Regions from separate parts of the Homo sapiens genome. Here region 2 is linked to region 1. The links are chromatin contacts, found by Hi-C in ENCODE. All regions are on one chromosome and are shown on one strand. Each heading gives the region's core, a stretch centred on a gene start or an enhancer-like site at or near the end of the contact. The rest is flanking DNA. Distances are from core to core; before and after follow the strand shown. Region 1 has its middle 130 kb from the start of LINC00326. Region 2 overlaps EYA4 (EYA transcriptional coactivator and phosphatase 4).

The links. Hi-C counts contacts between places; a loop is a spot of excess contacts on that map. Pooled maps may share reads with other maps.
Region 2: a map of HepG2 shows a loop between it and region 1 (18-fold over the local background). The contact joins two enhancer-like sites. A Hi-C loop is called at or near these places in 5 of 168 maps with a recorded cell type or tissue (HepG2, cardiac septum, gastrocnemius medialis and 2 more) and 11 of 50 pooled maps.

Annotation. Positions count from the first base shown.
Region 1 is chr6:132,959,058-132,963,510 of GRCh38, forward strand. No RefSeq gene overlaps it. Among named protein-coding and RNA genes, the nearest start is that of LINC00326, 130 kb to the right of the region's middle. Within about 2 kb of position 2,239, at least 2 of the 41 ENCODE cell types and tissues checked have a DNase peak (open chromatin) inside an H3K27ac peak, as active enhancers do.
Region 2 is chr6:133,366,481-133,370,933 of GRCh38, forward strand. All of the region lies in intron 2 of EYA4 (EYA transcriptional coactivator and phosphatase 4), which reads left to right. Among named protein-coding and RNA genes, the nearest start is that of EYA4-AS2, 88 kb to the right of the region's middle. Within about 2 kb of position 2,316, at least 2 of the 41 ENCODE cell types and tissues checked have a DNase peak (open chromatin) inside an H3K27ac peak, as active enhancers do.

The sequences.
Region 1 (4,453 bases), core at 989-3,488:
TTAGTCTTCAAACTTTCAGGACACTTGAAATGTATTCTCTAGTTTGGCCTATGGTAACTCAGTCTGTTTCCCTGTTTCATTACTCCAGTGTTGGCAGGTAAAATGTATATTATATGGTTTAGAACTTTGAAGAACTTTTTGTGGGTGTCTATGCTTAAGACAATTTTAGTATTAGTAGACATTAATTATAGTCAGCAGTTTGGGGAACAAGCTAGGAATATATGGAGCCAGTGGGCTTGTTCATAATTTTTTAAAATTGGGGTTTTCTGCAGGGAAGATGCAAGAAAAGAGGCCAGATGGGTGTTATACAGGGACAGAGAAATCTCAACATCTTAGCATTTATGATGTTGTTGAAATAGTTAGCCAGTGAGGGAAGAGTGGAGAGGCTGAAGTCCACTGTCACCTGAAGGGTCTTGACCCAAGCTATGGAATTTTGGAGAGTTCTCTCCACACATCTGGGCCTCACAGTCTTCTGTTGTAAGATGAATGAGTGAGCCTGCATGAAGCCCAAGGCCCCTCAGTTCCGAAATTCTACAAGGTCAGGAAGACAGGGTGCTTTACATACAGAAATTTTACAATTATGCATTTGCTTCTGAGATAAAATGTCATGAAGATTCAAGCTTATTCTAATAAAAAATAGTGACGCTTTTTTATTTCAAGAAAGACTGCCAATTTCAGTCAAAGGAAAGTACAGTAGCTTCTAAATGGTTAACAGTCTTCCTTCGCATTTTGGGGAAGCTTAATGTACTGTTTACTTTCCTCACTGACTGTGCTTTAGACTTCAGAGTCCAAATGTGAATCGTTCCAGTTACAAACATATTTTACTGTTTTCCTTCATACTCACACTCACACACACATACACACTTCATACACACATGCATGCATATACATACACAAATTATATTTACATATTTATTTGAAACGTTTTAACTATTAAGAACTTATGCTACTTTGCAGCTTCAGGAACACTTTTTTTTTAGGTATTAGCATACATGACAATGCTTGCTATTCATTTATGGGAAATGAAACAGAAATTGGTACAATATGGGGTTTCTAGGAAATTTACTTCAGGAAGTCAGCCTTACCCAGAGTAAACTTCTGTCTGTTCATGTTAACACTTAACCTGAAACACATTGTCCAAGTCTGCTGGACTCAACTCAAGAATACAAGTACATATAGAGGTCTCAGCATCCCATAAAATGATTAGTAGCAATGCAATGTCTTTCTGATTTTGTTTGCTTTCTTGTTTTGGCACTTTACTACTAGTATGACCTTCTGCTTAGCATGGTACTACTCCAGAGAGGGTATCTTGGATCCCTCTTCTACAAAATGAGAGAAAAATTATACTCTGCCTACACAAGACAGAACCTGTACAAGAAAGATTTCAAAAATACTTTTCGCTCTCAGAAGAATGCGATGCATGAATAAAACTTGAAATTTGAAAAACTTTAATTCTCACTGATGCCCAACAGAATTTGATGTGGCTTAACGGAAAATCATTAACACAAGAGTAAGAGGAAAAGGACCAAGCCATGGGGGAGAAAAGAAGGGAATTTGTTGTTGTTGCTCTGTTTGTTTTGTTTTTTGTTTTGTTTTGTTTTGAAATAATTGAAGATCGAACATTGAATTTTCACCCCAGGGAATTTCTACATAATGACAAAATTTGTTTAATTGTGGGATTAATAGGGGGCTCAAAAGTCTTTTACTTGGAAACTGCTGAGCCTGGCGAGCAGTGACTATCAGCAGTTACCATCTGACAGTTATTCTGTGGCTTAAGGAAAATGGCTTGTGGTCGCAGTCCAATTCCTGCTGGACAGGTATCCGCATCATAAGAAACCACCACTAAATTTGGCACCTAGACGAACTATTATTGGCAGCAGAGAAAGAAGGCCTGAATCAGCATTCGGATTTGAGAGCCCTGACCATCTAACCTGGTCACTCCAGGTCAGGACTGAGAGTGGCGTGTTTGCAGGGTTTAAAGTGGGAACATTTAAGGGATTATTGCCTGATGCCATTTGACGGTCTATGAATAAAATGATTATTCAGATATCTAGCGTTTCCCATCTGGCACATTTTTATGTACTTAATTGCATCAAGAGAAGGAAACCCCCCGCCCCCTTATATTGAATATGATCTTTTATCAGCCTCTTAAAAAATACAAGCAGATACTGCAGGCACTATTACTATGTAACAGTGTATTCAAGTACTCAAGGTTGTTTTAAATAGTCATTGTGCTGACAGAGCTCACATTTTTACAGAATGACAAAGCGATGATGAGGAAAAGCAAAGAAATCCATGCCAAAGGGCCATTCAGCAGTGAAAGCATGGCTTTTAGTGAGCTTGCACGTTCGTAGGCAGTTTACTACTGACCACCTCAAGGGCAGCAGAGGCCCCATGGTGGTTCTATCCAAAGAGTGGAATTCTCAAGGCTTTATTTGCCTTAAACTTGATGTCCTAGTAGACCTGATATCTACTGCAGAGAAGTATAAATGGCTTATTCTTCCAGTAGGAGCTCACTTTGTTTCCTTCACTCCTCTATACCTGGTTGCTTTTAGTCAACACACAGTAAAATACACCCTTGAATGGAGAGAGTATACTAATGGATCAAAGGTGTTCCAAGGGCATTGCCACCAATATGTCAACAGTAGGATTTACCTGGCCCAGGGGGCCCGCCAGTCATTTAACAGGGTAGCAGTCTGGGGTGCCAATAGGCTCTGCAGCATTGTAGCTAAGGCTGACCTCAGTAGGGTGGTGCACCTCCTGCTGGTCAATAAATGAGGTAAATTTAATGGCAGCCTTTGAGGTGAACCAATGTTTTATTCCTTGGCCAAGGCTGAAAACGTGGCTGGCCATAAGGAGGAGAGGGTGATATTTAGGAGCGTGGAGAGGCAGGCAAAGTGCTCGTAAAGACCTTGGAAAATGCTTATAAACGTGGTTGAAAAGAGACAAGGCATTGGAAACAAAAGCAGATTTTCCAAACCAAATCTCTGAGATGCAATTATATATATTTTTTTTCTGGAAACAAGCTCTGGTTGAACCGTGTGGTACAACTGTTAACAGCCTTTTGCCAGAAGGAGTCAAGTAAACATGGCAAAGAAATGTTTTTCTCCTTTAGGGAATATTCACTTTTCTCTTTCCTATGACTTTTTTTTTTTCTTTTAGCCCTACCTGGAAATAGTTATAGTTGTTATAATCATATCAAACTAAATTAACGTAATTTAGAATAATTAAAGTTTTGTGGGTTTTTTCCTCTTTCTTTATACTGTATTTACTTAGTTTCTTTGCATAGTCAAAACTTTTGGCATTTGAAATCATTTAAATTAAAAATGTTGTAGATGCTTTTACAGTAAATCAAAGACAATTTTTTTTTACAAAGTTTCAATACACTTCCAAAGTCGCAGCAAGACGATAATTGTAAACAAAAGCAGTAGAACTGATGCAATTAGGGCAAATATAATCTAATTAATAACTTACCTGTAGATGATCGTGATTTGAGGGATTATAAGGACTCACAATAGTTAAAATATATTTACCTGTCATTCCATAACATTAAGAACCTACTTTCTCTCTCTCCCTTTTTTTTTAAATCTAACTTCTGACTTTCAGAGCTTCCTTTGTAAATGATTTTTAAATTGAAGGAAAGGGGTAGGAAAAAGCTCAGTAACCTTTTAATATTTTTTTATTGCTTTAATCTATACCTAGGAAATGTCAGGGTACACATTATCCAATATTTTCTGGGAGTTTTAAATTAGTCAAGTGCACAGGAAGCATTTGGTTTCCACTAAATACCTAAATACTTCCTCTTTTCTTGGTCTATTTTCTCACAATAATAGAAACAGAAGTCCTGGTCATTCGCAAAATCCTTCAACCTAAAGAAAGCTAGATGCTTTATTAGCATCTGATTAATACAGCTGCTTTTTAAAATCAACATGCTTATCTAAGCCTCTAAGATGCGATGAGTTAAAAGCTAAAATGGAAAAATGAGATTCTGGATTGCTTTTTTCCCTTGTAAACAGCACCTGGGCTCCTACCAGTCCCCACAGTTAGCCTTCTTACCGGTGAGGCCCCCATGATTAAGGCAGGTTTAACAGCTGCAGATGCCACCAGGGGGTGCCAAAGGACAGTACCTGCCTGCATAATAGGCTACAGGGCACTACAAAAGACTGGAAGAGAATTCCCTAAAGCTAGAAAATTAGAATGTAGACCCACCTTGGGCCATGATGGAGCATATTCTTATAATAATGTATTTGTTCTGAGAGGCTCTAATCACTGCAGATGGACAGGACCATTGCAATCATCTCAGAAACGTCCTCATTTTATAAATGAGTCTGCTGAGATCTAGAGAGATTGAGGATTCCTCCAACACCCATACTAGTAGACTGCGGCAGAACTGGGACCAGGACTGAGGTCTCCAGATTTTTCTTAGACCATCTTCTGCTCCAACCTGCTATCG
Region 2 (4,453 bases), core at 1,066-3,565, 410 kb after region 1:
GAATGACTGGGGGCAGATCATGCATTTGCCCACAGCCCCACCTCCATTTGACCTGCTTCTCTCTTTTAAATAACCATCTTGGCTTCTGAATGTATGTGAGTTTGTCAGCCTTAATAGGCAAAGAAGGAAGACAGTTAAGCAAATGGCAAATGAAATGATTGCATTGATTTCTACGTGGTATTTGTTATACAGTGGCATGGACATGATTTGTTAAGTGTTTAACTAAAAGTAGTCCCTTAGGTTTTGGATTTTATATTCTATGTAGATAACACATCAGTAGCCTGGCTAAGGAAGCTGTGGTGGCTGTTTAGTTTTGATTTCATGTGGTCTTTTTCAAAGTAGCAATTTAGGGGCTTATTGAACATACAGAAATTGTACATTGTTTTTCTTCGTTCTCTAATGCTTGCCAGTAGTTATCAGAATTACATGACTATGCTTTTGTTTTTTTCTTTGTTCTCCCATGTTGGCTCTGTTTTATCTCTTAATGTCAAATGTCATTTCTTGGAATCATTCAGGAAGTTCTTTTAGTTAGTTTGCCAGTAATGAAAAGTGGCAAGAAATGCTGTAAAAGAACCTGGAGGTATTTCACAGCTTTGGAGATGAAGGGTGCTTGATAGATTACTAGACAAGTAGTCTTACTAAACTGCTCACCAAGTGCCCCCATAACCTGGATCCTTGGGTCTTCTTCCTATATCCGTGCAACTGAGGCTACTGTGTTAGCTTACAAGCAGGGTAAAATCTCAGACTTTTTGTGATTCTTGCTGCCTACTTATGTGTACTCATGCTGAGAAGAGTAGAAGACACGAAGAAAGGAAGTATGTAAGCAGCTTCCTTGTGCTAAGAGTTATGGAGAGGGAGTAGACAAAGTAAATGTAAAGGATGCACCCCATGAAACTGCAGTAATTAATTTATTTTCTTGATTTTAAAAATACGTATATATGTGGCAAGACTTCTACCAAACTTAACAGGTGTCATTACTGACTAAATCTTGATTCGCATATTACTTTGAAGGATATTCATGCATCCAACAAATACCAGTGTAGTACTGACAATGGGAAAGTCACTGCTATTTAATATATCAGCTGTCAATAGTTCATAATAGCTTCACTTTTATCAGAATGTGTGGCTGACTCTCATAGATTGATGGACTCAAAAGCACTGTATAGAGGTTTTGGAGGTCAGGGTGCCATTTTCAACATTTTAAAACAAGGGAAATTAAGAATTTACCCATAGTAAGGCTGTACTGGTTTTTAAGAATATCCAGTTCCTTTGATTTTGGCTATCTTATTAACTATTAATAATTCGTACCTACAGGATGTCATAATAATTAGCAGCATTGAATGATTGCTATGTGCTTGGTTTTAAACATGGGGTAATGAAAACCGTTATTGTTAAATAAAATATATATGGAAGATGGAGTCTTTCAGAATGTGTGGTTCATATTCAAAAATAAATACTGGCACTCTGAGATGGAAACCTCTATGTTTGTTCCCAGGTCACATAATTAATTGGTGGCAGTATGCTGGAACCAGAAGGGCATCCTAGACATCTCTGTTTATAAAATGTTATTAAAAATCATCTATGCAATTTTCCCACTTGGTTATAATGGTACAAAGTAAAGGGATACCATTTCTCTGTTTCTAGGAACACTTTGGTGTCCTGGTGTAAGCTGAGATAAAGATTATATTTCTCATCAGAAAAATTATAGTTATTTGTACTCTTTAAAAATTGAAACTGCAAATGACATTTGTTTTCACGTTTATATTTATAAAGTCTTCACCACACTTTGTTTGTTGTTCCTACCTCGCCCCGCTTTAAGATTAGGGAAGAAAATTACAATCCACCCAGGCTTCTTTAATGCATGAAGAACTTATTCTCCCAGAGTTTTAGGCAAGGTTCACTGGGCCTCTATTGTAACAGGAACAGACATATATTTTGCTTCAGTGAGTGTTTCTTGAGCTCATAAGCATTTTGAAAATATTGAATGACTTACAGTCCCTTAAGAAAGTAGCCATTTAAAAAAGCATATTCAGTTGAACTTTAAAAATATAATTTATACCACAATACTCAACAGGCTCCAACTGCTTGAAAGTATTTGGCTGCAAAGACATTATTTTTAGTGATCCTAACCATACTAGGAACAAAGAATTGCGTCTGTCAAAATGGGATCTCTGGCGCTCTAAAATAATCCACATGCTTTGTGAACTTTGATGAAGTCAGGCAGCTCTCTGTCATATAAATATCATAGTGGCATCAAAACCTGGGCTGACCATGTGCTGCAGGTGGAATGCACACACTCACCCAGTTTCGCAGCAGAAGCAGCTGACACTAGTAGGGAGACAGCGCCGTCTTCAGTTCCTAAAGCCATTGGGGCGTCTGTGTGCTGTCCAAACCTGAAATAGGTAAATGATTCTTCATTCAATCCTCCCTTGAAAATGAAAATGACTTCAGTAAATACTTGTGCTACAAATTACTCAGATGCAGTATTTACTCTTTTCCTGTACGTCACTGTATCATTTAGAGCCAAACTGTAAAGATTATGAGAAAAAAAGAAATAAACTCAGTGTTAGATAAACAAATTAGAGACAGGAAATGCTACACTGAAATACTGTCTGAAGAACTTATGAAATGAGTTTAATCTTTCTTTTAAGATCTGTTAAGACATTTTTGAAGGGATGAGAGATGAGTTGGAAGATACTGTTTTCTTTAAAGAAAATAATTATTTTTCATAAGCTATTAGAATAAAAGGGAATGTTAATATCAGATAATAGCATTATTATCTGATTTTATTATCTAATCATTAAGATTACTCACATTATCCTTATCTCTTGAATTTATCTATTCTTGTTTCATTTTCATTTCATTAGAAATTAATATATCCCTCTCTTTCGTAAACATAAAAGACTTTATTTTATAAAATATATTACATAAAATGTTAACATCTGTGTGAGCATTTATAATTGTGTTCATCCCTTCAGTCTACCTCAGATGAAAATATATACAAAATAAATTAAATAAAAATGTCTGTAATTATCTTTCCATTTTGTTGACATACATGTGTACCTAAAACTAGAAGAGAGCCCTGTACTTTTTAGAGTGAAGTAATAATGAAAGTGAAATCTTACATACCTTGTCTTATCCAAAAAAACGAGAACAAACAAAAATGTAAAATGTTGGTAGGGAACTTTAAATGAATACCATCCTTATTGATATTAACTTGCCATAAAGTGTTTCTCCTACAGAAATGTTTTGCTTTAAAGAAATTTAAAGTAAAATTTGCTTTTTGAAAATTTAATGCAGGGATTTAATTCTGAGTGGTTTACAACAATGGGTTATGAATGTATCACCATGACAGCAGGTTGCTAGAGTCTAGGAGTCAGGAGATGTGGCTTCATTAAAAGCACCTCCAGATAATGCCCTACGTTAGATTTCACTGAAAGACAGGAGCTGCTGATGAGGGTGACCTCTGACATCAAGTCATCTTACTATAAACAGAAGGGCGTGGAAAGCCATTGGTCGGAACCAGGAGTGTTTACTATCCAGGTCTCCTCCTATTTAACCTACATAACTGCACTGCTCCTGGAGCCCGAAGGTTCACGCCAGAGCAAGGTGCTTTTAAGGCTACCTGGGTGTTGGTTAGAGACTATAAACCTCTCAGAGCATTCTGTAAACCTCGACACAGTTTCATTCTACTGACAATGGAGACTGGAATTTATTGGCTGCTGAACTTCACACACACGCACTACAGAACTGACTTCCAAATACAGCTGGAATAAATTTCAGGTTTTGGGGTTTTGAATGAGGTAAGTTGCATTTAGCTTTTGGTTGAAGCGTTATCATTATTATTATGTTCCATGGGCAGTCACACATTTAAGTGTAGGCAGTTCTATCTCAGAGAAAAATATTTTTCTTGTTAAAATAGGTTGTTTAGATTTTTCACAGTTTTTTAGTACAAGGATGATAGAAGAAACTTGTACATAGGAACTGAGCAAGCCAATCAATTAGAGAAAATCCCTGATCTGTTTATGGCTAAAGTGTGAAACACACTTCGTCTTTGTTTACTTTATAAAATTCAGCTATTCAAATTACATTATGTTAATGTTGGGAGAAATGCAGGTAACGTGATAAGTGATAATAGATTACATTTCACTACAAAACTTTTAACAGTCAACTTTGTTTTCCCCTAATAGTACATGCTACTGCAGGATTTTAAAAAACTAATACCAACTATTTAAATGAAAGGCTTTTTTCTGCATAATTTGTTTTGAAATTTGTGCTGAATTTGAACTTTTCATTAGATTTGAGATGTAGTCATCTTGATAGATATGTCATATTTTTAAGAGAATGAGTGTTTCCCTCCATTTATGGAACTATTTTTTCCTGAAACCATAATAGTAAGATCAAGTTTAATTTTAACTTTTTAAAGAATCCTGTAGTGTTTAGTGAGGTTTAC